2 separate regions of the Homo sapiens genome follow, and region 2 is linked to region 1. Evidence: chromatin loops called from intact Hi-C (ENCODE). Cell type or tissue: CD4-positive, alpha-beta T cell. All regions are shown on one strand. Each heading gives the region's core, and the rest is flanking DNA. Links, peaks and the distances in the headings are about the cores only.

Region 1 (16,074 bases), core at 7,601-15,600:
TTGAAGTGTCTTGGCTTATTTCTCTGAAGTAAACTGACCATAAATTTTAGTGCTTATTTCTGGATCCACAATGCCATCTAATTGATCCAAACACCCTATTTCAGGAAAATCTTTTTACTAACTAGAATACATATAGAAATAACAAATTTTAAATGTATCCTTTTGATTAATTTTTGCAAAGTGAACACAACTATGTAGCCAGCACCCAGACTTAGAAATGTAACATTACTAGCACCTCACAAAGTGCTTTGTACCTCTCCTAGTCATTATCCCCAAAGGTAATCACTCTCCTGACCCTTATCACCAGAAATTAGTTTTGCATTTTTTTGGATTATATATAAATGGCACCATATAGCATGTGCTACTTCTTGTCTAGCTTCTTACCCTTTGTATTTTGTTTGTAAGATCCATCCATGTTGTTGCATGTAGCAACAGTTCATGCATTCTCATTGCTGTATAGTATTCTATTATGTGGAATTCTAGTTTTTGTTTATATGTTTTACTACTTATGGACATTTGAGATGTTTCCAGTTTTTGGCTTTTGAGAGTAGTGTTGCCATATACATACTTAAACCTGTCTTTTAGTAAGCATAAATATGCATTTCGGCCAGGTAGATTCAGCCTAGGAGTGGAATTGCTGGGTCACAGAATGTATATATTCAGCAGTTTTTCAAAGAGGTTGCACAAATTTACATGGAAATAAGGACATCTGTTTTTCAAAAGATGCCATTAACAAAGTGAAAAGTCCACAGAGTGGAGGAAGATATTTGCAATATATGTATTTATATCAGAATAAGCAAATAACTCTTACAAATCAATAACAAAAAGACAAGACAGAGACTGAGACAGGAGGAGATTGCTTCAGCCTAGGAGTTTGAATCCAGTCTGGGCAACATAGTGAGGCCCTATCTCTATTGAAACAAAAAAAAAGGGGGGGGGCTACCCTTTTTGGGTCCCCTCCCTTTGTATGGGAGCTCTGTTTTCACTCTATTAAATCTTGCAACTCTCTTCTGGTCCATGTTTGTTATGGTTCAAGCTGAGCTTTTGCTCACCGTCTGCTACTGCTGTTTGCTGCTGTCACAGACCTGCCGCTGACTTCCATCCCTCTGGATCTGGCAGGGTGTCCGCTGTGCTCCTGACCCAGTGAGGGGCCCATTGCTGCTCCCAATTGGGCTAAAGGCTTGCCATTGTTCCTGCACGGCTAAGTGCCCGGGTTCGTCCTAATTGAGCTGAACACTAGTCACTGGGTTCTACGGTTCTCTTCCGTGACCCACGGCTTCTAGTAGAGCTATAATGCTCACCACATGGCCCAAGATTCCATTCCTTGGAATCCGTGAGGCCAAGAACCCCAGGTCAGAGAACACGAGGCTTGCTGCCATCTTGTAAGCAGCCCACCGCCATTTTGGAAGCAGCCCACCACCATCTTGGGAGCTCTGGGAGCAAGGACCCCCCAGTAACATTTTGGCAACCACAAAGGGACCTCCAAAGTGGTGAGTAATATTGGACCACTTTCACTTGCTCTTCTGTCCTATCCTTCCTTAGAATTGGAGGAAAATACCAGGGACCTGTCAGCCAGTTAAAAACAATTAGCATGGCCGCCAGACTTAAGACTCATGTGTGAAGCTATCTGGGGAAGGGCTTTCTAACAATCCCCAACCCTTCTGAGTTGGGAACATTGGTCTGCCTGGAGCCAGCTTCCACTTTCAGTTTTCCTGGGGAAGCCAAGGGCCGACTAGAGGCAGAAAGCAGTCATCCCAAACTCCCGGCATTAGCTGGTTGAGATCATGGCGCAGCCAGAAGTCTCTACTCAACAGTCGCCCATGCGGGCGCTCCTACCTTTCCTTCTGACCCATACCTCCTGGGTCCTGACCATGACTTTCTTGAAAGTGTAGTCCCAAAATTCTCCTTACCTCTGAATCTACTTCCTCTGATCCCTGCCTCCTAGGTACTAATGGTTCAGACTTTCCTTTCCTCTAGCAAGTTGTAACTCCAAAGGGATCTAAGGAAGCTCTACACTGTGTCCTTAGGCATCTAGGCTATAAACCCAGGGAGTCTTATCCCTGGTGTCCCTCCCAATTTAGGTATACAGCTCTCAACATGGGCTGTATACCTGCCCCAAGTTTGTAATGGCTAAGAGAGAGAGACAGAGAGGAGAGAGAGAGACAGAGAAGAGAGACAGAGAGAAAAAGAGGGAGTCAAAGAGAGAGAAATATAGAAATAGTAAAAAAAAAAAAAAAAAAAAAAAAAAGTGTGCCCTATTCCTTTAAAAGCCAGGGTAAATTTAAAACCTATAATTGATAATTGAAGGTCTTCTCCATGAGCCTATAACACTCCAACACTACCTTGTTGTCAGTGTAAACAAAGGCATAGCTTGAAAATACTGAGACCACTGACAACCCGTAGCCTTCCTATGACAAATCCTTAACCCAGTAACCCGCAGATGGCCCTGGCCCAAATGCATTCAATCTGTAGCGGCAACTGCTTTGCTAACAGAAGAAAGTAGAAAAGTAACTTTTAGAGGAAACCTCATGTGAGCACACCTCACCAGTTCAGAATTATTCTAAGCCAAAAAAAGCAAAAAGGTAGCTTACTAACTCAAAAATCTTAAAGTATAGGGTTAGTCTGTTAGAAAAAGGTAATATAACACTAACCACTGATAATTCCCTTAACCCAGCAGATTTCCTTACAGGTGATTTAAATCTTAATTACCATACAAAGGTCTGACCAGACCTAGGAAGAGCTCCCTTCAGGACAGGATGATAGATGGTTCCTCCCAGATGATTGAGGAAAAAACCACAATGGGTATTCAATAATTGATAGGGAGACTCTTGTGCAAGCAGAATTAGGAGAATTGCCTAATAATTGGTCTACTCAAACTTTCGAAATGTTTGCACTCAGCCAAGCCTTAAAGTACTTACAAAATCAAAAAGACTATCTCAATCCTGACTCAAAAGGTTACCTACACCCTCTCTGAAACGAATTTGCATAAGAACTGTTGTTTATGGGAGTGCATCTTGATGGGGCAGCTGGTTTGTTAGGAAATACTCAGGAACCCAGCCCAGCTCTAGAACTCACCCCTGAGCACAAAGGCAATGTTGGGCACGCTGTTAAAGGAGCACTAGAATCCAGTAGCCTGGACCCCTTTCTTTGCGGTCAAGAAAGGTGGGAAAAGGGGTGCAGGACTGCTACATCAGTGAGTGTAAATAATCCGATAAGCAGAGGTCCATGGGTGGTTACGCACCCTGGAAAGGAATAAGCATTAGGACCATAGAGGACACTCTATGACTAATGCTCATCGGAAAATGACTAGGGGTGCTGGCATCCCTATGTTCTTTTTCCCCACAAGGCAAAAACGCCCCTAAGATGTATTCTGGAGAATTGGGTCCAATTTGACCCTCAGACGCTAAGAAAGAAATGACTTATATTCTTCTGCAGTACCGCCTGGCCATGATATCCTCTTCAAGAGTGAGAAACCTGGCCTCCTGAGGGAAGTATGAATTATAACACCATCTTACAGCTAGACCTCCTTTGTAGAAAAGAAGGCAAATGGAGTGAAGTGCCATATGTACAAACTTTCTTTTCATTAAGAGACAACTCGCAATTATGTAAAAAGTGTGATTTATGCCCCACAGGAAGCCCTCAGACTCTACCTCCCTACCCCAGCATCCCCTCGACTCCTTCCCCAACTAATAAGGACCCCCCACTTCAACCCAAACGGTCCAAAAAGAGATAGACAAAGGGGTAAACAATGAATCAAAGAGTACCAATATTCCCCAATTATGCCCCCTCCAAGCAGTGGGAGGAGGAAAATTCAGCCCAGCCAGAATGAATGTAACTTTTTCTCTCTCAGACTTGAAGCAAATTAAAAGAGACCTAGGTAAATTCTCAGATAACCCTGACGTCTATACTGATGTTCTACAAGGGTTAGGACAATCCTTTGATCTGACATGGAGATATATAATGTTACTGCTAAATCAGACACTAACCCAAATGAGAAAAGTGCCGCTGTAACTGCAGCCCGAGAGATTGGCATTCTCTGGTATCTCAGTCAGGTCAATGGTAGGATGACAACAGAGGAAAGAGAACGATTCCCCACAGGCACGCAGGCAGTTCCCAGTGTAGACTCTCATTGGGACACAAAATCAGAACATGGAGATTGGTGCCGCAGACATTTGCTAACTTGCGTGCTAGAAGGACTAAGGAAAACTAGGAAGAAGCCTATGAATTACTCAATGATGTCCACTATAACACAGGGAAAGGAAGAAAATCCTACTGCCTTTCTGGAGAGACTAAGGGAGGCATTGAGAAAGCATACCTGTCTGTCACCTGACTCTGTTGAAGGCCAACTAATCTTAAAGGATAAGTTTATCACTCAGTCAGCTGCAGACATTAGAAAAAAACTTCAAAAGTTTGCCTTAGGCCCAGAACAAAACTTAGAAACCCTACTGAACTTGGCAACCTCGGTTTTTTATAATAGAGATCAGGAGGAGCAGGCGGAATGGGACAAACGGGATAAAAAAAAAGGCCACCACTTCAGTCATGGCCCTCAGGCAAGCAGACTTTGGAGGCTCTGGAAAAGGGAAAAGCTGGGCAAATCAAATGCCTAATAGGGCTTGCTTCCAGTGCAGTCTACAAGGACACTTTAAAAAAGATTGTCCAAATAGAAATAAGCCACCCCCTTGTCCATGACCCTTATGTCAAGGGAATCACTGGAAGGCCCACTGCCCCAGGGAATGAAGGTCCTCTGAGTCAGAAGCCACTAACCAGATGATCCAGCAGCAGGACTGAGGGTGCCCGGGGCAAGCGCCAGCCCATGCCATCGCCCTCACGGAGCCCCGGGTATGCTTGACCATTGAGGGCCACGAGGTTAACTGTCTCCTGGACACTGGTGCGGCCTTCTCAGTTTTACTCTCCTGTTCCGGACAACTGTCCTCCAGATCTGTCACTATCTGAGGGGTCCTAGGACAGCCAGTCACTAGATACTTCTCCCAGCCACTAAGTTGTGACTGGGGAACTTTACTCTTTTCACATGCTTTTCTAACTATGCCTAAAAGCCCCACTACCTTGTTAAGGAGAGACATTCTAGCAAAAGCAGGAGCCATTATACACCTGAACATAGGAGAAGGAACACCCGTTTGTTGTCCCCTGCTTGAGGAAGGAATTAATCCTGAAGTCTGGGCAACAGAAGGAAAATATGGACGAGCAAAGAATGGCCATCCCATTCAAATTAAACTAAAGGATTCTGCCTCCTTTCTCTACCAAGGCAGTACCCCCTTAGACCTGAGGCCCAACAAGGACTCCAAAAAATTGTTAAGGAACTAAAAGCCTAAGGCCTGGTAAAACCATGCAATAGCTCCTGCAATACTCCAATTTTAGGAGTACAGAAACCCAATGGACAGTGGAGGTTAGTGCAAGATCTCAGGATTATCAATGAGGCCATTGTTCCTCTATACCCAGCTGTACCTAACCCTTATACTCTGCTTTCCCAAATACCAGAGGAAGCAGAGTGGTTTACAGTCCTGGACCTTAAGGATGCCTTTTCCTGCATCCCTGTGCATCTTGACTCTCAATTCTTATTTGCCTTTGAAGATCCTTCGAACCCAATATCTCAACTCACCTGGACTGTTTTACCCCAAGGGTTCAGGGATAGCCCCCATCTATTTGGCCAGGCATTAGCCCAAGACTTGAGCCAGTTCTCATACCAGGACACTCTTGTCCTTCAGTACATGGATGATTTACTTTTAGCCGCCTGTTCAGAAACCTTGTGCCATCAAGCCACCCGAGCGCTCTTAAATTTCCTTGCCACCTGTGGTTTCCAAACCAAAGGCTCAGCTCTGCTCACAGCAGGTTAAATACTTAGGGCTAAAATTATCCAAAGGTACCAGGGCCCTCAGTGAGGAATGTATCCAGCCTATACTGGCTTATCCTCATCCCGAAACCCTAACGCGACTAAGAGGGTTCTTTGGCATAACAGGCTTCTGCTGAATATGGATTCCCAGGTATGGCAAAATAGCCAAGCCATTATATACACTAATTAAGGAAACTCAGAAAGCCAATACTCATTTAGTAAGATGGACACCTGAAGCAGAATCGGCTTTCTAGGCCCTAAAGAAGGTCCTAACCCAAGCCACAGTGTTAAGCTTGCCAATGGGGCAAGACTTTTCTTTATATGTCACAGAAAAAAACAGGAATAGCTCTAGGGGTCCTTACACAGGTCTGAGGGATGAGCTTGCAACCTGTGGCATACCTGAGTAAGGAAATCAATGTAGTGGCAAAAGGTTGGCCTCATTGTTTATGGGTAGTGGTGGCAGTAGCAGTCTTAGTATCTGAAGCAGTTAAAATAATACAGGGAAGAGATGTTACTGTGTGGACATCTCATGATGTGAACGGCATACTCACTGCTAAAGGAGACTTGTGGCTGTCAGACAACCATTTACTTAAATATCAGGCTCTATTACTTGAAAGGCCAGTGCTGCAACTGTGCACTTGTGCAACTCTTAACCCAGCCACATTTCTTCCAGACAATGAAGAAAAGATAGAACATAACTGTCAACAAGTAATTGCTCAAACCTACACCACTCGAGGGGACCTTCTAGAGATTCCCTTGACTGATCCAGACCTCAACTTGTATACTGATGGAAGTTCCTTTGTAGAAAAAGAACTTCGAAAAGCGGGGTATACAGTGGTCAGTGATAATGGAATACTTGAAAGTAATTCTCTCACTCCAGGAACTAGTGCTCAGCTGGCAGAACTAATAGCCCTCACTTGGGCACTAGAATTAGGAGAAGGAAAAAGGGTAAATATATATACAGACTCTACGTATGCTTGCCTACATGCCCATACAACAATATGGAAAGAAAGGGAATTCCTAACTTCTGAGGGAACATCTATCAAATATCAGGAAGCCATTAGGAGATTATTATTGGTGGTACAGAAATCTAAAGAGGTGACAGTCTTACACTGCCAGGGTCATCAGAAAGAAAAGGAAAGGGAAATAGAAGGGAACCGCCAAGTGGATATTGAAGCAACAAGAGCCACAAGACAGGACCCTCCATTAAAAATGCTTATAGAAGGACCCCTAGTATGAGGTAATCCCCTCTGGAAAACCAAGCCCCAGTACTCAGAAGAAGAAATAGAATGGGGAACCTCAGGAGCACATAGTTTCCTCCCCTCAGGATGGCTAGCCACCAAAGAAGGAAAAATACTTTTGCCTGCAGCTAACCAATGGAGATTACTTAAAACCCTTCCCCAAACCTTTTACTTAGGCATTGATAGCACCCATCAGATGGCCAAATCATTATTTACCGGGCCAGGCCTTTTCAAAACTATCAGGCAGATAGTCAGGGCCTGTAAAGTGTGCCAAAGAAATAATCCCCTGCACTGCAGGTCATACATTTCAATCCCTGTATCTTTAACGTCCTTGTTAAGTTTGACTCTTCCAGAATCAAAGCTGTAAAACTACAAATCGTTCTTCAAATGGAGCCCCAGATGCAGTCCATGACTAAGATCTACCGCAGACCCCTGGACCGGCTTGCTAGCCCATGCTCCAATGTTAATGACATCGAAGGCACCCCTCCCAAGGAAATCTCAACTGCACAACCCCTATTATACCCCAATTCAGCAGGAAGCAGTTAGAGTGGTCATTGGCCAACCTCCCCAACAGCACTTGGGTTTTCCTGTTGAGAGGGGGTACTGAGAGACAGGACTAGCTGGATTTCCTAGGTCGACTAAGAATCCCTAAGCCTAGCTGGGAAGGTGACTGCATCCACCTTTAAACACAGGGCTTGCAACTTAGCTCACACCTGACCAATCAGGTAGTAAAGGGAGCGCACTAAAATGCTAATTAGGCAAAAACAGGAGGTAAAGAAATAGCCAATCATCTATTGCCTGAGAGCACAGCAGGAGGGACAATGATCAGGATATAAACCCAGGCATTCGAGCTGGCAATGGCTACCCTCTTTGGGTCCCCTCCCTTTGTATGGGAGCTCTGTTTTCATTCTATTAAATCTTGAAACTGCAGGGAAAAAAAAAAGTCCAATAGAAAAACAAGCACACGACCTGAACAAACACTTTCACAAAGAAGAGAGCAAAATGACCAAAAACATATGAAAAGGTGCTCAAATTTATTAGTCACCAGAGAAATGCAAATTGAAGCCACAATGTATTGTATCACAATGTAATACAATATACCCACCAGAATAGCGAAGATGCAGGCAATAATGTGGAACAATGGAAAACCCTCACACACTTTCAGGTAGTTTAAATAGGTACAAATAGCCTTTCAACATGTGCTAATTTATGACCACAATATTTCTTCTCTATTCACTTTCACTAGATTGTGCAACCCTTCCTACCCCCATACGTATCAAGAATTTCAAGACAAATATCAGAGTGTTAAGTTCTATTCAGGTCTAAAATTGTATCCATGTGAGAGATGTTAATGGGTTAGGGAACTGGGGTTGTGTGGACACCTAGCCACTGCCTGGTGAGCATTCCCCCCCCCTTTTTTTTTTTTCCTGCTCTGTGATACATTTCTAAGAAAATCAGAGTCTGATTTTAATCCTGAGGCTGTGGTATTTTCTATAGTAGGAGCAAGCAATCTTAAAGCAAGTGGGTCTGCAAGCCAGCTGGGGCAGCACCACAAATCCAGGAACTTCTATGTGTGGCTTCAGACATCTCTATGGTTTCCACCTGGCTGGCTTCCTAGCCCTCTGTTTGCATGCGCTCCTGTGCCTCTTACAGCCTGCTTCTGGTTTGGGATTCGGGTCTTGGCTCTTGCAACTAGACTCTCACTTGCCTGCTGCCTGCTCCAGGCTCTGCCTCAGCCTTAGCTCTGCCTTGCAGGCATCATCATCATCTATGTGTAACTCCAAAGTACTGGGCATGGAAAATCAAAGCAGGACTAGGAGTGTTCACATTGAGGTGTGGTCAAATATTTCATGGGGTGGGAGGGCAGGAGGAGAGCTTAATCAGGGCACAGAGGTCCAGGTAGCTGAAGTGAACATTCTTGTCAGCCCAATATCCGGTCACTTTTCTTGTAACAACACACTGATTATCCTTAAGGAAATGTTGCTTCTGCTCTCTCAGTTAATATGATTTGGATAAAGCTAAATCCATCCCCAGTTCCAGGATGCTGAGGTGACTACAGACTGGCCAAACAGAACATTATGTTTCCCTGGCCACAGAAATGGATGCAGACATGGCCATGTGACTCAGAGCCTTGGTAATATAGTTGGGGGAGAATTGCTTTTTCTGCAGGGAAGTCTGAGAAGAGAGAATGAAAGTGTAGGATTTGGCTAGTAGACATGGCCATCTTGCTGGTAGGAATGGATACTCGCCTTAGAAAAAGACAAACTGCAGAACAGAGACAGAAGAGAGACCAGGCCCCAATGACAATGTTGGAACTCCTCAGTCCATCTGTGTGGAAAGGCAGGACTACCTCCAAACTTGTCAATTATGTGAGTCAACTAATGTTCTTTTTGTTTAAGCCAATTCAAATCGGGTTTCTGCTACCAAATAAGTCTAATTCCACAGGCAGGACTATCAGGGGTTTTCAAAAATAGTTTCTGTAGGGAGGCACAGATTCAAGGAAGGCATCTGAGGCAGCACCATGAGTGAGAAAGGAGATAAAGTGGGCAGAACCATGGGCCCCGACTCTGCTTTATCCACATCAGCTTTGTGTGTATCTGTTGTACATGTTGGGATTCCACATGAAATTTCATGTGAAAACTAGATTTTGCTGGTAAAAAATCTGCAAACCCACTGGGTGAGATAACTGAGGAACAAGAAGAAGAAACACCAGAATGTGATTTTTTTCCCAGAAAGAAGTTTATTTTTATTTACCTGTTGTGTAACATATTTTAATGATAGCTTCCCAATACTTAAAGGCTTTTCTGATGTGATTGGTGGTGATAGTAACTACTGTGAGTTTTTTGATATTATAAAATATGATGATTTAATTTTCATAATACATTGAATCAATATACTTCAAATGACTAATGCATGGGGAAGATCCATTCAAAGTGTAAGATACACCAATGGATTTTAATGAAACAGATTTGAAAAGTTCACTGATACAGTTTCAGGTTCTACTTTGCGACTAACCCTTAATACATTACCCCTTGTAGAGTTTTGGTGTAGTATCAAAGAAGAATAGCCACAAAGCTATTAAAATTCTTCCTCCCTTTTTCAACTAAATATATATGTGAAGTCAACTTTTCTTCATATATTTCAGCCTAAACAATGTATCACAGCAGATTGACTGCAGAGGCAGATATGAGAATACAGCTGTCTCATATTAAGCTGGCCATTAAACAAATGTACAGAAATGTAAAATAATGCCACTCTTTTTACTATTTTTTTCTTGGAAAATATAATTGTTTTCCATAAAATACTATTTCAGGTAAATATATAATAGGTTTTGTTGTTATTTTAAATAAATAGATAAATACTTAACAATTTTTCAGTTTTAATTTCTAATAGGATAAATATTAACAGGTGTGACCCAGATAAACCAAAGTACTTTGACGTCCTTAATTTTTAGGTGCATAAAGGGGTCCTGAGATAAAAAAGTTTAAGAACCACTAGACTAGTGGATAGTTAGGTATTTAACACATAAGCATACAAATAAGGATGTAATTGTAAACCTGGGTGTATTAGTCCATTTTCATACTACTATGAAGAAATACCTGAGTCTGAGTAATTTATAAAGAAAAAGAGGTATAATGGATTCAGTTACACGTGTCTGAGGAGGTCTCACAATCATGGCATAAGGCAAAGGAGGGGAAATGACACATCTTATGTGGTGGTAGCAGGCAAGACAGCGTGTGCAGAAGTGCCCTTTGTAAAACCATCAGATTGGCTGGGTGCATTGGCTCATGCCTGTAATCCCAGCACTTTGGGAGACCGAGGCAGGCAGATCACTTGAGGTCAGGAGTTCGAGACCAGCCTGACCAACATGGAGAAACCCCAACTCAACTAAAAATACAAACTTAGCCGGGTGTGGTGGCACATGCCTGTAATCCCAGCTACTCAGGAGGCTGAGGCAGGAGAATCGCTTGAACCCGGGAGGCAGAGGTTGCCGTGAGCCAAGATCATGCCTTTGCACTCCAGCCTGGGAAACAAGAGTGAAACTCCATCTCAAAAAATAAACCAAAAAAACCATCAGATTTTGTGAGACTTATTCACTATCACGAGAACAGCATGGGAAAACCCACCCCCATGATTCAATTACCTCCCGCCGGGTCCCTCCCACAACATGTGGGGATTATGGGAGCTATAATTCATGATGAGATTTGGGTGGGGACACAGCCAAACCATAACACTCAATGAGTGATATAAAGGAAAAGAACAAGGTGCTAAGAGAGATGAACCAGGAGACCTAATTTAGATGGGGGATGGTGTCAGAGATGGTGCTACTAAAGAAGTGGTTTTTAAGCTGTTCTGAAGCAGGAGATGGGGGTAAAGATTGTTGTGGGCAGTGGGAACAGCAGGAAAAAGCCCCCGAAGTGGGAACAAGCTTGGTTTGGGTGGAGCATGGTGGTGAGAGGAGAGTGGCATGAGAGGAGTCTGGCAGGATATGAAGCAGGGGCTAAACCTTGCAGGCTCTTGTAAATCATGTGAAGATTTTGGCATTTTTGTCCTAAGTGCATAGAAATGATCATAATATGGATTACTCTAACATAATTCATCAGGCTTGAATTTTTTAAAGATAATCAAGATTCAATTTTTTTTTTAAAAGATAATTGATTGCTGTGTGGTGCTGTGTGGAAAAGGGATTGGAAGGGGACAAGAGAGAAGGTGAGGAGAGCAGTCGGACGGCTATTGTAATAGTCCAGGTGAGAGATAGTGGTACCTGTATCATGGAGACAGCAGTGCAAATGGAGCTATTTCAGAGCTATTAATACCACTTACAGGTTTTGCTGCTGCATTGGAGTGGAAGAGGGGATGACTCCTAGGTCAGAGCAATCCTATACACTATGCTTAGTGACACCAATCCTAAGTATCACCAAAACTAAATACCCATTACATCAATCTGTATAAATATTTTAGGTTTGTAGGCGTGTGTGCCTATATATATGCATGTGATTAAATTGCCCACGTTTACTTTTAGTTATGTGGTTATGAAATTTAAAAAGTCACTCTCATAGCACCACCTTGTGGACAGTAATAAAAAGTGTGTGTGTGTGTGTGTGTGTGTGTGTGTGTGTGCGCGCGCGCGCACGCGCGCACGCATTGTTGGATTCAATCACTAGGAGAAAACACAATACAAGTTCTCCAGAAAGTTTACCAGTTATCAGCCACCCCAAGTCCTTCTTGGAAGGAGAGGGGATAGGAATACATTCGGAAGAGTTAAAGTTAAACTGGCTATTCTGAAAATAACAGGTTAAATTCATTCAGACTAGATCCTCTCTGGTTGATTTTAACATAGTCATTGACTAAAAGTATCATTTATTCAGATAGCCCCTGACAACCCATAATAATACTTTTTGTTTTTTTGCCGAAATATGTTTTTTTCAGTGCATTTACCACTTATCTTCATCAGATTACGGGAAGCATTTTTGTATAAATATCAAGCCTGATGGAAATGGATTTATCTTAATTCCTCACTTAAGTTCCGAACTCACCTAGAATTGCATCCTCTGAGACTGGGCTTTTCTTTTTTCTTTTTTTTTTTTTTTCCGAGACGGAGTCTCACTCTGTCGCCCAGGCTGGAGTGCAGTGGTGCGTTCTGGGCTCACTGCAACCTCCGCCTCCCGGGTTCAAGCAATTCTCTGCCTCAGCCTCCCGAGTAGCTGGGATTACAGGTGCCCACCACCACGCCTGGCTAATTTTTGTATTTTTAGCAGATACGGGGTTTCACCATCTTGGCCAGGCTGGTCTGGAACTCCTGACCTCATGATCCACCCGCCTCAGCCTCCCAAAGTGCTGGGATTACAGGTGTGAGCCACTGCGCCCAGCCCTTCTTTTTCCCTTTTTTTTTTTTTTTTGAGACTGGGCTTTTCTTGCCGCCATCTTGAATCTGATTTGGTTTTCTCTGTTGCGCTTTTTTGCTGGCGTCATTTTCCTCACACCTTAGCTCATCATTCTATCCTGTTCTATTGCTCTGGGCTTCTCAGGAGACCTCTTTCCTTCACAAGACTGGCTTCTCCAGGTGTTAGAAAGTGTCTCTACATGTGAAGCAGATCCCTCTCTTAATTTCCCAAACAAAGCACAGGGAATATCAGGCTAGAATGTTTAACATCTTAATTTAAACACAAAGGAATTACAATGCAGGAAAACCTAAAATGTTACTTCTCCTGATCGTGTCTCTGCTTTAAGAAGCCCCTTGGACTTCTGACAACTTGCCGTTCTCTGTCACTTGGCTGTGTTCCCTAAATGTTGGTCCAGGCCCTGTGCAAGGCTCCCAGCTCTGGCAGCAGCATTAGGGTGGGGAGAGCCTTTCTTCCCTCTCCTTAGGCGTCCTCCTTCCTGTTCCCACGATGATTGATGGAAGAAATGCCTGCCCTTACCTACAGGGCATGGTTTCTAGACACAGTTCAATTCTCATTTTTCTCCTCTGTCTCTGGCTATTTCTTCTGCGCCTGCTTTCCAGGCTCTTCGCACACTGCCTGACTGCTGACACGAGAATTCCTAAGGGCTCAGCATTAGGCCCAGCTATCTTCTTGCTTCATACTCTCCTTGGGCAGTCTTACCCCAGGCCACCATGTTACTTACCCTTAGTGACTCCCAGGTGTATTTATTTCTCTGGTCCAAACCTCTCCATTGATTTCCAGATCCTTATTTCTGATCCATTAATCTACCTTTCCACTTGAATGTTTCATGTCTAAGACTAGATGTGTGATTTCTTGCCCTCAAAATCTGGTATGTTTTGAGTGTTTCCAAGTTCTGTGAAGGTACAACCTTCCATCCAGTTATCAAATCAGAAACCTAGAAGTCATCCTTGATCCTTCTTTCTTTCTTCCTCATCTCCCTCCCCATGCAACCTATTTCAGCCTTCTCCATTTTACCTACCAAGAGGTGTCTCCTGAGAGGCCCACTTCAGTCTACTTTAATTGCCTCCATTCTGTTCTGACCATCTCTTGTCCACACCACTGCCTAACTAACTAGTCTCCGCATGCCTAACTGGTCTCTGCATGCACTTGGGGCTCTCTCCAATCCATGTTCTACTCTGAGGCATGTGTTCAAAATGCAAATCTTACCAGGCCACTTAAAACCTTTCCAAGGTTTCTCACACCTTATAGTCTACACTGCCTTGCGGTGGCCCCACCTTTTGCTCCAGCTGCTTCACAACCACTCTTTAGCCCCACAGGCTTTTCTGTTCCTCAGGCGCATTCACCACAGGGCTTCACATCTGCTTGCCCTTCTTCCCCTTACCCTGTTATCTCTATGCAGCCTTCTTACTTCAGCTAACCATCTCTTCCTCAGACATGCCTTTTCCTTTTCTTTCAGTTCTTTATTATAAGATTGACGCACCCAAAATCTCTTCCCTTAGTTTTCAAGTTTATCTTTATTAAAGTGCTTTTTGATTAATTGCCATCTCCTCAGAAGAGCCTAAGTTTCATAAGAAAAGAGGGTGTGCCACATCTGATTTTGCTCGCTGTGCTGATTTTCCCCAGCATCAAGCATAGTGCCTGGCACATAGGGCATGTTAAAAAACATTGAATGGCCAGGCATGGTAGCTCATGCCTGAATCCCAGCACTTCGGGAGGCCAAGCGGGCAGATCACTTGAGGTCATGAGTTAAAGACCAGCCTGGCCAACATGGTGAAACCCAATTTCTACCAAAAAATACAAACAAATTAGCCAGAGTGGTTGTGTGCACCTGTAGTCCCAGCTACTTGGGAGGCTGAGGCACAAGAATCGCTTGAACCCGGGAGGTGGAGGTTACAGTGAGCCAAGGTCACACCAGTGCACTCCAGCCTGGGCGACAGAGTGAGACTCCATCTCAAAAATAAAAATAAAAATAAAATAAAAAACATTGAATGAATGAATGAATGAATGATTATGTCTCTAAGGCCCTGACAAGGGAATTACAACCATTAACAGAAAATGCAGGCCCAGGTGTGGCTGAAGAGTGCCCACAGCCTGGACAGCTCAGGTCCAGTCTCAGCCAGTTGCTATTCAGGGTTATTTCCACAGTGTGAAGTGAAGGGAATCTTAGGCCTCCCCCAACCTGGCCTGCTCCTACGGGTCTTGTGACATTGGTGAGAATGTTCTTGGAAAAATGATTCACACATCTTGTCTAAGAGCAAACAATAATTCGGGGGAATGTTCCAGTCTAAGTTGATATTTGAAAGAGGAAAATAGTTGCCATCGCCTCAAGGGTTCATTCCCACTAAAGACACAGTCAGTTTAGATGACTAGTCAGAAAAATTAATATCCCCGTCTTCAAGCAAACAGCTTTCTTCTGCTTTGTATTTGAGAAGCTGAAAAAAAAGTCATTTTTCTCAAAACAAAGTTTAAAAGTGAACTAATGGCTCTGAGAAACTTCCAGTTATTTTTATTTTTTTATTTTATTTTATTTTATTTTTTTTGAGACGGAGTCTCGCTGTCGCCCAGGTTGGAGTGCAGTGGCGTGATCTCGGCTCACTGCAGGCTCCGCCTCCTGGGTTCACGCCATTCTCCTGCCTCAGCCTTTTGAGTAACTGGGACTACAGGTGCCCGCCACCTCGCCTGGCTAATTTTTTGTATTTTTAGTAGAGATGGGGTTTCACCGTGTTAGCCAGGATGGTCTCGATCTCCTGACCTCGTGATCCGCCCACCTCGGCCTTCCAAAGTGCTGGGATTACAGGCGTGAGCCACCGCGCCCAGCCACTTCCAGTTATTTTTAAATAACATGTCTCCACTCTGAAGAAAAAAATCAAGTATTACCGGGTACCCTGTTTATAAGATAAAATAACTTATTTTCACTGAACATTGATATACAAAGTAATTAATAGTTTTATATATCAAAATTATACTTTTACATCTAAAACGTAGGTACTTAATCTTTCCTCCATTATTTTACTTATTTATAGACTTGTTCCAGGAATAATTTAACCCAAATTACAATACCATATAAAATATGGCAAAC
Region 2 (16,074 bases), core at 5,393-13,392, 340 kb before region 1:
ACTTTAGGTGGGCAAGGGCTTTCTAGAAGATCAAACACTTCAAACACCTGGCTTCAGCTCACAAGCACGGGACAAAAGCTCTCGGTCCTCTTCCTTGTTCTCCGCGGGGTTTGTAGTATGAATCTCAGGTCACAAACTCGGACTATCACCTTAATTCAGACCCTCCCTCCCGGAGTGATCTAGGTCGTGTGTCGTCTCTCCTTCTCCGCTGTTGCAGCACAGATGGAAATGGAATGGGTCTCGCTTGCAGTCTGTCACGACCTCCACTGACTTCTTCAGGGTGGTCGCTCGCGGTGGTCCTAAGGCGCTCTCATCCTCCACACCTCGCTGGGGGACCGGCGATCTCCTCCAAAGGGTCGCCCCAAACCCCGGCCGCGCCACCCCCAGCTCCAGGGGACCAGCAGCTGGCAGCTCCGCTCTCCCACCCTCAACAATGCCGGGTTTCCTCGCTTCTCCGGCTTTTACAAGAGGTCGGGAGAACGTTTGAATTGTGGTTGCTTCTTCTTTGAATCTTGCAACATTCCTGAAAGCCCTACGGAACCGAAATTTGGAGAGAACACAAATAACAAGTCTAAAAATTATCTTGCCACAGGATAGTAGGTGCTTCCTACCATTACCTAAGTAATTTGACACCATATATTATTTAATACACTTCAGGGTTATACATAAAGGTAAAATGTGAAAGCTTGCAACTAATAATTACAGCAATAAGCAAACACATGTTTTTCCTCTTTAGTTTCGCTTTTTAAAATTATCAAATTATTTTTATGGACACAGTAATCAAAATAGAAACAATTTAGCCTAGGAAATTTAGCAAGACTCCATCTCTACAAAAAGTTAAACAATTACTTAGGTGTGGTGGCTGGTACCTGTAGTCCCAGCTACTCCGAAGGCTGAAGTGGGAAAATTGCTTGAGCTGGGGAGGTAGAGGCTACAGTGAGCTGATCACACCACTGCATTACAGCCTGGGCAACAGAGACCTTGTCTCAAAACAAGCAAACAAACAAATATATTTTACATTTTTAAAAAACACCCACATAACCCTATCACAAAAAAATCCACCAAGCTAATATTTTCATATTCTTTTCCCATTTTAGTATGTATATATCAGTACACATATTTTATGTCCTGCCCTTCTCACTTATTATTGATTTCCATGTTACCAAGTCACCTTGTTTCCATATAAGCTTTATGAAATTAATTTACAGGAACTACATGACACTGATTATAATATGCACATATCCTTCAACCTATTATCCACTCCTCAGATTCTACTTAAGTATTCTTTTTTAAGTATACTACAGTCTTTTCTCCCCTGTAAGTTTTTCATTTCTTCCCACATTTAGAGGAAACAATGCTTTCCACATCTTACTGCACCCCCTGGCTCTCTTCTGCTCAGTAACAGCAACTGTCTCAGTCAAGCGCCTCTCTGTGGAACACTGCTGTTCCTTCACAGACAAAGCCATAAAATCAGTGAAAAGCAGAGCCAGCTGCTCGCCCACTGCTAGAGGAAGAGGTCATCTCTCTTGCCTTTTATCCCATCTCAAAACATGTTATCCCTCTAATGCCTTTAGAGTTCCCTGGACTGGGCATACAGAGGTGTCCTCAAAGTGTTTTCAGAACTCTGATAATATAGGAGCAAAATCTGCTGAATCTTCCTTCCTAGAAACAAAAGTGATAAGGCCCAACCTTGAAATCTAGATGAAAATCCTGAATGTAACTTCATCTTTCAAGTTTCTGCAGTGGTTTCCAAAATGCATTTCACAGGGAGCTGTTTGGCATAGGTCAATGAAGAATGGATTTTCTGTTCCCAGAACCTTAAAATATTTATACTCTGTGCATATTCCAGAAATCAACAATAGCCCCCTACTGCCCATCACCAATTCTTCCATAAATAGATAAAGCACCTAATAGGTAACTCCCTGACAGTGGCTAGAATCAAGTGTTCATTTAATGGCCCCTTAGAGTTTCTCAGAAGTTTCTGGAGAAAATGGGAAGAATGATGTTAAAGTGCAGTCAGGTGTCACTTAACAGGAACATCTGAGAAATACGTCACAATTTCACCATTATGTAAACATCTTATGCTGTACTAAACCTAGATAACATAGCTTACTACACACTTAGGCTACATGGTATAGCCTATTGCTTCTAGGCTATAAACCCATACAGCATGTTGCTGTACTGAATGTGGCAGGCAATTGTAACACAATGGTAAGTATTTGTTTATCTAAATATATATAAACATAGAAAAGTTAAAGCATTGCATTATGACATTACGATGGCTTATGACAGCTATGATGTCACTAGGAAATAGGAATTTTTCAATTTCATTATAATTTTATAGGAGCACCGTCATATATGTGGTCAAATGTTGACCAAAACATTACTATACAGTACCTGACTATAGTTCCTTTGCTTTATCCCTGACTCCTACTCCAAAGTTTGGCTCTATCAACTGAGCAAAAGATAGAGGAAAAAATACTGTTTTCTTTCACTATGAAGGTAAAAAATATAACAAAGTCTTCTCGGAAAAATTCCTATAAAATCCAAGGTTAGAACATTTGGAAATAGCAAAAAAGATTATTGGGTATCTCAAATGGAAAACTAAGCACTATTTAGAACCCACCTTTCAGGTTATCTGATTGTACCTTTCCATTGCTTTTGAATTATTTTACAACTCTGTAAATTGTCAATAAGTGATAACAATGCAAAGTTAGTGTTGTTTACAAAGACATTTTGTTAGAGATCCAATTTTCTGCCCCCTGTTGAAAAAGTCAGTTTCTCCATCCATTTGTAAATTCATTTCAGTATTGCTTTGCTCCACATAAATTTGTGCTTCTTTGACTTCTCCTTTGAACTCATTGTTTAACATCTTACTATTTCTTCATTTATAATGACTTAAATAAAATCTTTAACACATGTTCATTTTATATCTGTATAGAGTCATAATTTTACCCCTCTGTGAAAATCATCCTTAGCCAGGCACAGTGACTCGTGCCTATAATTCCAGCACTTTGGGAGGCCAAGGCGGGAGGATCACTTGAGCCCAGGAGTTTGAGACCAGCCTGGACAACATAGTGAATTCTCTGTGTTAATTTCACTTTTTAAAAAAAAAATTTTTCCCCTCGTACAAACTCTCAGTCTCCCTGTGACTGAACATCACCAATGATGTTCTGAAAGACTCAGGTGAAAAGTGAAGGATTGAGGTAGAATTTGTTGTCTGAGAACAGATCTAACAGCCAGAACAAATAAGTCCTGCATAGGAAGCCAAGTTGGGAGCCAGCGAGGAAGGATAAGGGGGCAGGGACTCAAAGTAGGTGGTCCACTTTCCCTTTGGGGGTAATTTCATCCTTTGGGGGTAATTTCATCTCTACAAAAAATAAAAATAGAAATAAAAATAAAAAATTAGCCAGATGTGATGGCACATGCCTGTAGTCCCAGCTACTCAAGAGGCTGAAGGGGGAGAATTGCTTGGAGGTCAGGGCTGCAGTGAGCCGTGATTGTGCCACTGCATTCCTGCCTGAGTGACAGAGCAGTGCCACTGTGACAGAGTGTGCCACTGCATTCCTGCCTGTCTCAAAAAAAAAAAAAAGTGAAAATCATCCTTTAACAAGGTCAAGCCTTCCAATTTCAATAAGAGGACTGGGAAAATCTACCCCTACGTTCAAAGAATTGCTAAATAAAATACAACAATAATTCTCTTGAGTAGCTAAACTCACAAGTTATAAAGGAGAATCTCCAAGTGCCAGAGTGAAGAAGGAATGGAAAACTGAGCACAGCAGATAATCCTGTGGCTGTCCTAGAAGCTACAAAGGGACTAGAGATAAACTCTTGAATCCACAAAGGTTAGGGAGGTGAAGGTGAATAAATTGAGATCTTTGAGTTAAAAAGTGGACCAGCATGAAATGTATCTACTACCAAGTCAGAAAGATGCTTAGGAAGCTTATCTTCCTCTTTTCTGGACTTTGGAGTCCAGAAAATAAAACGTATTTATTTATTTGAATTTTAAAACTTTGGGCCTAATTACCTCAACTCAGATCTGGTGTAAAATTATTGTTATTATTATTATTATTTGAGACAGAGTCTTGCTCTGTTGCCCAGGCTGGAGTGCAGTGGCACAATCTCAGCTCACTGCAACCTCTTCCTCCCGGGTTCAAGTGATTCTCCTGACTCAGCCCCCCGAGTAGCTGGGATTACAGGTGCCGGCCACCACACCCGGCTAATTTTTGTATTTTTAGTAGAGACGGGGTTTCTCCATTTTGGCCCAGCTGGTCTCAAACTCCTGACCTCAGGTGATCCACCCACCTAAGCCTTCCAAAGTGTTGGGATTACAGGCGTGAGCCACCGCACCCAGTCCGGTGTAAAAATTTTAGAATCCAAGAACTTTAACCCCCAAACCTCGGCTGAAAAATTAACATAAAATAATGTGAGATTAGCAATATCCTTGGGTCCCATGGCTCTTTGCAAAGCCAATGCCCGTTTATGAAAGAATATTTCTACAACTCAAGCCACTGACAATTTTCAAGGAAAACACAGCCCCCACTAAAGATGGGCTACTGTAGAAAATTGTTAAAGCAATGAATTATTCCACCATAAGTGAGAGTCAGTAAACACAAGTACCAAAACTTGAGACAATAAAAAAAAACTGGAAGAAAATAAAATAATTATGTTTAAAATTATTAAAAACATGTTTTTAAAAAAATCACAACCTCTGGTATGAAGAAAGCCAAATTAAAAAAAATAATTAAAAAAGAAAAAGAAAACCCAAAGAAAATAAGACCTTATTTAAAAAACAAGGAAGATTGCAGAAAAAATCTTAAAAGGAATCAAATAGAAATTTTAGAAGTTAGCCGGGCATGATGGTTCACACCTGTAATACCAGCACTTTGGGAGGCCAAGGTGGGTGGATCACTTGAGGTCAGGAGTTTGAGACCAGCCTGGCCAACATGGAAAAACTCCGTCTCTACTAAAAATACAAAAATTAGCCAGGCGTGGTGGCGGGCACCTGTAATCCCAGCTATTCGGGAAGCTGATGGAGGAGAATTGCTTGAACCTGAGAGGAGGAGGTTGCAGTAAGCCGAGACTGTGCCACTGCACTCCAGCCTGGGCAACAAAGCAAGATCCTGTCTCAAAAAAAAAAAAAAAAGAAAGAAATTTTAGAAGTGAAAAGGAATTATCGGAACTTCAAAGCCACAAAAGACGAGCAAAACAACCCATTAGACCAAACTAAAGAGATCATTATCAAGCTAGGAGGCAGATGAGAAAATGACCCAAAATATTGCTGAGAGATAAAAAGAAGGGATTGCAATGAAGAGATTAGGAAACATAAAGACAACACGAGAAGTTTAAACATATTTTAATAGGAATTCTGGAGGGAAAGAAGAGAATTCTGGAAGGAAAGAGAGAGAAATTTGAAGAGATGAGCTAGGCACACAGTGGCTTGCATCTGTGGATCACTTGAGGCCAGGACTTCAAGACCAGCCTGGACAACATAATGAGACTCCCAATTCGACAAAAAAAAAATTTAAAAATTAACCGGGAGTGGTGGCACAAGCCTGTAGTCCTAGCTATTTGAGAGGCTAAGGTGGGAGGATGGCCTGAGCCTGGGAGGTCAAGGCTACAGTTAGCCCTGATGGTGCCAATACACTCCAGCCAGAGCAACAGAGAAAGACTTTGTCTCTGAAAAATAAAATAAAACAAAGAAATAAAAACGAAGAAATTTGAAGAGATAAAGGGCAGAAAAGTTTCTAGCCTTGGTGAAAGACATAAACCCCAGATTCAAAGATCACTATGTTCACAAAGTTAGAAAAGTAAAATAGACCTACTGTCCCACGTAACTTAGTGAAACTTCAAAACACCAAAGTCAAAGATAAAGTCTTTTAATACATTTTAAAGATGCTGAGAAAAAATATATATTACAAAGAAGGACAATAAACTGGCTAGGCACAGTGGCTCACACCTGTAATCCCAGCACTTTGGGAGGCTGAGATGGGCAGATCACTTGAGGTCACAAGTTCAAGACCAGCCTGGCCAACATGGTGAAACCCCATCTCTTCTAAAAACACAAAAATGAGCAGGGTGTGGTGGCACACACTTGTAGTCCCAGCTACTCAGGAGGCTAAGGTGGGAGGATCACTGAGTCCAGGGGGGTTGAGGCTGCAGTGAGCTGTGATTGTGCCACTACACTCCAGCCTTGGAAACAGAGCAAGACTCTGTCTCAAAAAAAAAAAAAAAAAAAAAAAAAAAAGGACAATAAAACTGATAACTGACTTTGTAACAGCAATAATAGAGACGCCAGGAAATAATCTGATCAGCGACCATGGTGACTTGAGACCAGCCTGGGCAACAGGATGAAATCCCATCTCTACAAAAAATACAAAAATTAGCCGAATGTGGTGGCATGCACCTGTAGTCCCAGCTATTAGGAAGGCTGAGGTGGGAGGATCACTGAGTCCAGGGAGGTTGAGGCTGCAGTGAGCCACAATCACGCCACCGCACTCCAGCCTGGGCGGCAGAGTGAGACCCTGTCTATAGATAAATAAATAGAATAACATCTCATGGCTGAGGGAAAATTATTGTCAACCTAGAAGTGAATACCCAACTCATTCAAGAGAGAAGGCAAATTAAAACATTTTCATGCGAAGAGATGAAAGAACTTGTCATTGATAGTTGCTGAAAGAACACTAAGGAATGTACTTCAGGAAAAAGAAAATGGAATCCAGAAAGAATGAGATGCAAGAAGGAATGATAAGCAACTTAAAAACAAAAAAAGCACATGCTTATAAAAAACAATAATAATAGCTAATTTGGGCAAAAATACTAGATGACATTAATGTAAAATATGGAAGAGATAATTGAAATCAAAGTATTTTACAGTCTTTGTTCAAGAAGAAAGTAGAAATAAAGATTCATTTTAGACTTCATCAAATATACCTGATTATGTTTAAAAGGTGTTTTTGAGAGAATAGAGATAGAGCGTGTAACTATGAAAAACACAGAGGGGAGAATATCATAAGGAAATCTCAAATGGACGCTCTCCCAAATGCGCCAGCGTTCTCCCATACGCAGTATCAGGCCTCCTGTAACTGCTGTGCCCACACACCACAGAGGGAGATAGAGACCCAGCCCTCCACCCAGCTCTGCCCAAGAACAAAGGTAAAAATAGGTATGGTGGTAAGAACAAGAATGAATCTGAAATGAGAATGAATCTGAGAAGGAGAATGGACCAGTAAGCTCAGATAATCTACATGTTGGCAAATGGACAGTTAGAAACAACATTGTTTTGTTTGTTTGTTTGTTTGTTTGTTTGAGATGGAGTTTCACTCTTGTCACCCAGGCTGGAGTGCAATGGCACAATCTCAGCTCACTGCAACCTCCACCTCCCAGGTTCAAGCGAGTCTCCTGTCTCGGCCAGGCTGGTCTCGAGCTCCTGACCTCAGGTGGTCTGCCTGCCTCTGCCTCCCAGAGTGCTGGGATTACAGGCATGAGCCACCGCACCCGACCGAAACAACATGTTTTGTTGGTCAAAAGAAATTGAAAGAAAAAGTTTGGATAAAGACTTCGGACATTATATGGCTGGGCTTGCAAGACTACTAGACAACAAAGTTACATAATTTTACATTACATTACAAATAAAGCTGGACATCTAAAGGTCCAAGTTGAGCTTCCAGGTCAAACCACTGTCAAAAGCAGGTTACGTCTGTTCCAGGAGAGCATGCCTAAATCCAGTCAATGACACTGGAAATGATGAAGACACCGGGGATATTTAAACTGAACTCAACATTTTACATTCCAGTTTTTCAGAGAATTGCTGCACAATTTGGATGATAGCCACAATCCAGGAAGAAGACTAGATCATCAGAATGAGTGAAGTTTGTTAAAGCAGACTGATTTTTGATGTTTGTTTTAAAATTGTATGTTTCTTTCACAACTTATGATACTGATTTACCTTAAGACAAATGTTAAACCTACTTGTTCTTTTGTCGTAAGGAATTTATTTGGATGAAAGACAATAACATCTGTTGTTTAGAGAAAAAAGGAGAAAATGCGTTGCTAGTTTTCCTGCTGTGACCACTTCCACCTCCAGTAAATGGATGTTTTGAATAATTCTATGCCCTATAATTATCATGGACTATGTATAAACCCCCAGTTTTAACTAGTTTGTGTACTGATTAAGGTCCTAGGGGAGGCAGAAATCTGCATTTCATATCATAATGCATGGGTCTGGTTTCATATTTTAGTAGCTTGTGGCTATTTTTCTTTTTTACAAATGTTGACATTATACACATTCTTCTCGTAACCTTATGTTACAGAGCAAGACTGTGTCTCAAGAAAAAACAACAATCTTACGTTGTCACCACAAAAAAAAAATCAACAAAAAGGCATTTCTAAATACAGCTGTAGGAAGTTGGGTTTGAATTTGTAAGATTAGTAGTTGTGGAAATTGAACACTGGGGGGCACCCAATCATTATAAAAATACTAACATTTATTCACTTTTTAAAATATAATGTGATTGAAAAATTTCACAAAGAAGAGGTTTTTGTAATCCTTTGCTAAATATGGAGTTTAAAACTTTTTATTTGGAAATAATTTCAAAGTTATAAAATGTTGCAAAAAAATTTTTTAAACTACCAAAAACAGCCATATTTACCCTTTACCAGATTTACCTATTCAACATTTTATACCATTCACTTCATTATTTTCTCTCTCTTTCTCTCTGGATATAATTATTTTCCTGAACTATTTGCGGGTAAGTTATATACCTCATGGGTCTTTACCCCTAAATATTTTGGCGTGTATTTCCCAATAATGGGGTTATTCAAAAGAGTCTATCTTTTGATAGTAAGCATTACATATATTATTTTTACAGTACAAAAGATTATGATAAAAATGTCGTTTTCCCCCCAAAAGCTACATGGTAAGCTACAGTTTTCTGTACTTTATGTAAGTATAAATTATGATTTCTAAATGAAAAAACAATTTCATATTAATTTCTACAAATTAAGCCTTTCTCAAATTATCCCTAAAGTGGGAGAGAGGAAAGAAATACAACTTAATCACCACCAGTTTCTGAAATAGAAGAGCCACAGGTAAACACTACAGTAAATAAAATGTTGCCGGGCATGGTGGCTCACACCTGTAATCCCAGCACTTCAGGAGGCTGAGGTGGGTGGATCACTTGAGGTCATGAGTTCGAGACCAGCCTGGCCAACATGGCGAAACCCTGTCTCTACAAAAATACAAAAATTAGCCTGGCATGGTGGCGCATGCCTGTAATCCCAGCTACTTGAGAGGCTGAGGCACAAGAATTGCTTGAACCCAGGAGGCAGAGGTTTCTGTGAGCCGAGATTGTGCCACTGCACTCCAGCCTGGGCGACAGAGCAAGACTCTGTCTCAAAAGAAAAAAAGAAAGAAAGAAAAAAGAATATGCCATGCTGGAAATCCCAAATCCCAATCAATCCAACAGAAAGAAGTTAAAAGTAAGCAAAATAATAAAAACTAAAACGTACAGTAATCAGAAAGGCAATAAATATGAGAGTAAAAATAAATCCAAAACATTACTAATTTTAATATATGCAGATGAATTAAACAGTATTTTCAAACTACATAAAAACATAATTATAATCCACATGTTTATACTAGATACTTAAAACGCAAGGACATAGAGAGATTGAACATAAACGAGCAGAAAAAAATACTTTTGGATGCAAACTGCATCCAAAAGAAAGGTGAATACATATATTTATTACACATATTATTTGAATATATAAATATATATTTGAATATGTATTGTTCAGTATGTTTGAATGTATACAGTTGCCCTAGGTATCCATAGATTGGTTCCAGGACCCTGGCAAATACAAAAATCTGTGGATGCTCAAGTCCCTTATATAAAATGGCACAATATTTGAATATAACCTGATATATATTCAATATATATATATTGAATATATAATAAAGTATATGGCATTCTCCCATATACTTTAAATCATCTTTAGATAACTTACAACATCTAACACAATGCCTACATATCATTTCATTCATGTAAATTCAACACAGTACTAGGCATGGCAAGTTCAAGTTTTGCCTTTTGAAACTTTATGGAATTTTGTTCTGAATATTTTCAATCTTTGGAGGGTTGAATTCACAGATGCACACAGATATGGAGGGCCAACTATGTATTTGAGTATATACATATCTGTGTGTGTGCATATATCTATATATATATATATATACTAAAGATTATATGTAACCGTAATATCAAATATAATAGACTGTAAGTGAAAAAGCACTATTAGAGATTCGGATGGATGTTACATAATGAAAAAGAAACAATCTATCAGACAGATATCTCTAAATTTGAATATACTTAACAGAGCCTCAAAATATTTAAAGAAAAATATACAGAAATATTGGAAGAAATTTACAAGTCCATAAACCTCTATCAAAAAGTAAAAAACTGATAAGAATCTAGATGTAAACAACATAATTAACAACTTGAACAAAGAAACAAACACAGAACTGGCACCAAAAACTAGAGAATACACTTTTTAAATTATTATTATTATTATTATTATTATTATTATTTTGAGATGGAGTCTTGCTCTGTCGCCAGGCTGGAGTGCAGTGGTGCGATCTCAGCTCACTACAACCTCTGCCTCCTGGATTCAAGCGATTCTCCTGCCTCAGCCTCCCGAGTAGCTGGGATTACAGGCACGCACCACCACGCCCACCTAATTTTTGTATTTTTGGTAGAGACGGGGTTTCATCATTTTGGCCAGTATGGTCTCGATCTCCTGATCTCGTGATCCACCCATCTCGGCCTCCCAAAGTGCTGGGATGACAGGCATGAGCCACCACTCCCGGCCTATTATTTTTAATCATATATAGTACATTATAAAAAGTAACCACATAGGGATACCGTCACTCTGATACATTGCTGAAGGGAATATAGAACAGAATAACCTCAATGGAAGGGAATTTGATAATACTGAACTGCATTTATCCTTTGGCTCAGAAATCTTACTTCCAAGAATTTATCCTAAAAACACACTTGCACAAATATGAAAAGATATAATACATAAGGTAATTTATTTCAGTTCTATTTGTAATGGCAAGAGACTGTAAAACTAATGTCTATGAATAGTGACTGGTTGAATAAATCATGGCACATCCTGATCATGGAGCTATAAAAAGAAGTGAGGAATATCTCTATACACTTACATGGGCTGATGCCTAGGATATATATTTTTTGCTTTTGGTTTCCAGGATATATTTTAAGTGGAGAAAGCAAGATAAAGAAAAGGGTATCTGTGCAATCCTACCATTTATCTAAGAAAGTGAATATTTATATATCCATATCTCTATTATCCATCTCTTAATAAAAGCGTAAAAGAAAGCCTTTTTTAAAAAGGTTATCTAAAACCCAAGAATTGTTCCCCTAGGTACATACCCAAGAGAAAAAAGAAATCACATATGTCCAACACAAAAACTTGTACATGAATGTTCATGGCAACATTATTCATAATAGCCCCCAAATGGAAACAATCCACATGTCCATCAACTGATGAATGGGGAAACATATCAAAAAGAATGAAGTACTGATTCATGCTCTAAAATGAATGAGCCTTGAAAACATTATGTTAAGTAAAAGAAGTCAATCACAAAAGGTCACATACTGTATTATTCCATTTATATGAAAAGTCCAGAGTAGGCAAATCTAGAGAGAAAGTAGATTCTGTGGTTGCTAGAGGTTAGGGGAAGGGGGAGGAGCAATGAACATCAATAGGTATGGGGAAGGGAGTGATAGATACAAAGTTTATTTCTGGGGAAATGAAGTATTCTGAAATTTGGTAGTAATGATGTTGCATAGCTTTGTAAAATATACTAAAAACCACTGAAATGTACACTTTAAAAGGGTGAATGTTATGCCATATTAATCTCACAAAATATTGTAACCTTATCAATAGGAAGAGACAAGAAAGTAGAAAGAACAAGAATAGGAACTGAAGGCAGGCACAGTGGTTCACACCTGTAATCCCAGCAATTTGGGAGGCTGAGGTGGACAGTTCGCTTGAGCCCAGGAGTTGGAGACCAACCTGGCAACATGGTGAAACCCCATCTCAGCACACACAAAAAAATTACAAAAAATTAGCCCGGCATGGTGGCACACATCTATAATCCCAGCTACCCAAGAGGCTGAGGTGGGAGGATCACATGAGCCCAAGAGGTAGAAGCTGCCTGTAGTGAGCTGTGATCATGCCACTGCACTCCACCCAGGGCAACAGAGTAAGACCCTGTCTCAAAGAAAGAAAACAAGAAATAAGAACTAGATTTCTCTGAATATACCTAGTTTAATAGATTTGATATTAAAACCAAGAAAATATAATATATAGTTACTAAACTGAATTAAAAATATAAAAGCAACCACTAAGATTCTCTTTCTGGCATGGCAACCTGAGGACCTCCATGGACCCACTCCACAATGAAACTGGTGAAAATCATTAAAAAACAAAATTTAAATTCTCTAGAAATGGTCTTAAGGCCATACAGCAAATGAAGAAACATTTATTCGAGAAAACCTACTAAAACTGGCCGGGCATTGTGACTCATGCCTGTAATCCCAGCACTTTGGAAGGCCGAGGCAGGCAGATCACCTGAGAAGTCAGGAGTTCAAGACCAGCTTGGCCAACATGGGGGAACCCCATCTCTACTAAAAAATACAAAAATTAGCTGGGCGAGGTGGTGCATTCCTATAGTCCCAGCTACTCGGGAGGCTGAGGCAGGAGAATCACTTGAACCCAGGAGGAGGAGGTTGCAGTGAACCAAGATGATGCCACTTGCACTCCAGCCTGGGTGACTGAGTGAGACTCCATCTCAAAAAGAAAAGAAAAGAAAAGAAAAGAAAACCTACTAAAACTAGTTAGGAATGGTAAGAGTCTATGGCATTTGAGTCATGACCAATTTCCTTCCCCTTCCATATTCAGAGTGATGGGAACCCTACTCCAGGTAGACACAGCCAAGAACACAGGGCTCCCTCTGCCCTCACCTCCCATCTAGAGGGCTGCAGTATCTTCCCATCAGGGCAGCATGTCTCCATTTCTCCTCCTTTCCCAGCTACCTGTTGCAAAGGCTAAGTTCTGGGTGGTGTAGCCGAAAGGTGGGAGCCCCCTTCTTCTACCCAGCCCCCACTCGTGGGATACAGAATCTACTGAGAATACTGGGTCCAATCCCCATCACTCCAGCCCATTCATATAGCAAAGGTTCCATGCCAGCACAGGCAAGTCAAGAATACCAAGGGCTATAGAGCAGAAATTGAAGAAATTGAGTACAGAAAAACAATAGAGAGAATTAATAAACCTGAAAGTTGGTTCTTTTAAAAGAGCAACAAAGTTGACAAACCTTTAGCTAGATTAACCGAGAAAAAGAGAGAAGGCTCAAATGAAAGAGGAAATGTTACCATTAATGTTACAAAATAATAATGATTATAAAGGAATATTGTGAACAACTGTATGCCAAGCAGATAACAGACAAAATGAACAAATTTCTAAAAAGACACAAACTACTAACACTGAATCAAGAAGAAACAAAAAATCTGAACAGACCTCTAACAAGTAAAGAAATTGAATTTGTGGGTGGGCACAGTGGCTCACACCTGTAACTCCAGCACTTTGGGAGTCTGAGGTGGGAGGATCACTTGAGCCCAAGAGTTTGAGACCAGTGTGGGCAATATAGCGAGGCCCCATCTCTACAAAACAAAAAGTAAATAATTAGCTGGGCGTGGTGACATACACTTGTAGTCCCAGGTACTTGGGAGGCTGAGATAGGAGGATTGCTTGAGCCCAGGAGGTCAAGGCTGCAGTGAGTCATGATCGTGCCACTGCACTCCAGCCTAGGTTACAGAGGAAGACCCTGTCTAAAGGTGGGGAAAAAAAGAAATTGAATTTGTAACAAAACAACTATCCACAAAGAAAAGCCTAGGCCCAGATGGCTTTATTGGTGAATTCTACAAAACATACAAAGAATTCATGCCAATTCTTCACAAGCTTTTCCAGGAAACCGAAGAGAACAACTCCCGACTTATTCTACGAAGCCAGTATTACCCTGATAACAAAACCTACACAACAAGAAATGAAAACTACACCAAGATCTCTTACGAACATAAATGTAAAAATTCTACAGAGATACTAGCAAACCAAAATCTCTACCTGAAAAAGGGCATCTTCAAAAAACTCACAACTAACATCATACTTCATGGTAAACAACTGAATGTTTTCTTGTTCTTGTTAAGATCCAGAAGAAAACAAAGATGTCTACTGTTGCTGCTTTTTTTTTTTTTTTTTTTTTTTTGCCCAGGCTGGAGTGCAGTGGCAAGATCTCCGGTCACTGCAACCTCTGCCTCCCAGGTACAATCAATTCTCCTCTCAGCCTCCCAAGTAGCTGGGATTACAGGTGTGCACCACCATGCCCGGCTAATTTTTGTATGTTTTGTAGAGACGGGGTTTCACCATGTTGGCCAGGCTGGTCTTGAGCTCCGGACCTCAGGTGATCCACCTACCTTGACTTCCCAAAGTGCTGGGATTACCGGCGTGAGCTACCGCACCCAGCCCACTGTTGCCACGTCTATTCAATATTGTACTGGAGGCTAATTCTGACCAGGGTAATTAGACAAGTAAATGAAAGAAAAGGCATTCAGACTGGAAAGGAAAGAAGTAAAACTATCTCTATTTGCAGATCAATCTTGTGTGTGGAAAATCCTAATTCACTAAACAACTATTAGCACTAGTAAATGAGCTCTACAAGGTTGCAGGGTACAAGATCAATATACAAAAACAACTGAATGTCTATACAGTAGCAGTGAGCAAAAAGAAAATAAAATTAAGGAAAAAATTCCACTTACAATGGAATCAAAAAGAATAATGTACTTAGAAATAAATTTAACAAGAACAAAACTTATATTCTGAAAACTACAAAACATTGTTGAAAGACAGGAAGGAAGGCTGGGCAAAGGGGCTGTTTGTAATCCCAGCACTTTGGGAGGCCGAGGTGGGAAGATCACTTGAGCCCAGGAGTTTGAGACCAGCCTGGTCAACATAGTGACACCCTGTCTCTACAACGAAGTACAAACAATTAGCCAGCCATGGTGACGAGTACCTGTAGTCCTAGCTATTCAGGAGGCTTACGCAGGAGGACCACTTGAGCCCAGCAGTTTGAGGCTTCAGTGAGCTACTCCACTAAACATGCCTGGGTGACAAAGCAAGACTCTGTCTCTTTAAAAAAGCTTTTTTTTAAAGGGATACAAACATAAAATTAAAGACATAAATGAAAACCTATTTCACCATACCTCATACATTTGAAGATGTATGTACCTCATGCCCAGACATTCCAAATTCCAGACTAGAGAAATTCTGTATACAGTTAAACAAGGAGAAAATATATTAATATAAACACCCATATTCATTACAACCCACATTGCAAACAAGTGGGAACAAGTGGAAACAACTTCAGTATCCCTCATAAGGAAGTTAGATAAACAAATGTGGCTTATCTATAAAAAGTATACTCTATAAAGCAATTCAAATGAATGAAACAGATCCACTGAAGAAACCTCAAAATGATGTTGAGTGTAAAGTTTCATACGACAATGTACAGTTTGATACCACCTCTTTAAATCTTAAAAGTGTACAAGGGTATGTTTTATTTATAAATGTATACATGTATTCTAAAAGTATCAGAAAAATATGTAAATAGCCTACATTGACTTTAGGGGGCAAATAAGGGGTATTTTCATCCTACCTGTAACATTTTGTTTATATTTTTAAAAAGAGATTTGAAGCAAATATGGCAAAATTTTAACAACTGTGGCATATTGATAATGACATGTAGACATCTCATGTTATTTCATGTATATTTGAACTTTTTATAATTAAAATATTTAAAAATCTAGCATACTGAATTTTTATCTGATATCTGATATGAGGCACAATTTGCTCATTACTAAAAAACAAACAAACAAAAAAGAGGGCCAGGTGCAGTGGCTCATGCCTGTAATCCCAGCACTTTGGGACACCGAG

Evidence for each region. Hi-C counts contacts between places; a loop is a spot of excess contacts. Peaks named below come from ENCODE experiments on the same cell type or tissue, not always from the same donor. Only the 100,000 strongest peaks of a DNase experiment are listed, where the experiment ranks them.
Region 2: a loop joins it to region 1, with 27 times the contacts of the local background. A loop is called at or near these places in 25 of 110 quality-filtered maps.

What each region holds. Positions count from the first base shown.
Region 1 is chr3:150,853,319-150,869,392 of GRCh38, forward strand. No RefSeq gene overlaps it. Among named protein-coding and RNA genes, the nearest start is that of MINDY4B, 44 kb to the right of the region's middle. In CD4-positive, alpha-beta T cell, for the core only: CTCF peaks have their summits at 12,144 (motif pointing left) and 12,348; a DNase peak (open chromatin) is centred at 12,193.
Region 2 is chr3:150,520,229-150,536,302 of GRCh38, forward strand. No RefSeq gene overlaps it. Among named protein-coding and RNA genes, the nearest start is that of SERP1, 18 kb to the right of the region's middle. RefSeq lists enhancers at 1-369, 370-870 and a silencer at 14,341-14,460. In CD4-positive, alpha-beta T cell, for the core only: a CTCF peak has its summit at 8,495 (motif pointing right); a DNase peak (open chromatin) is centred at 8,443.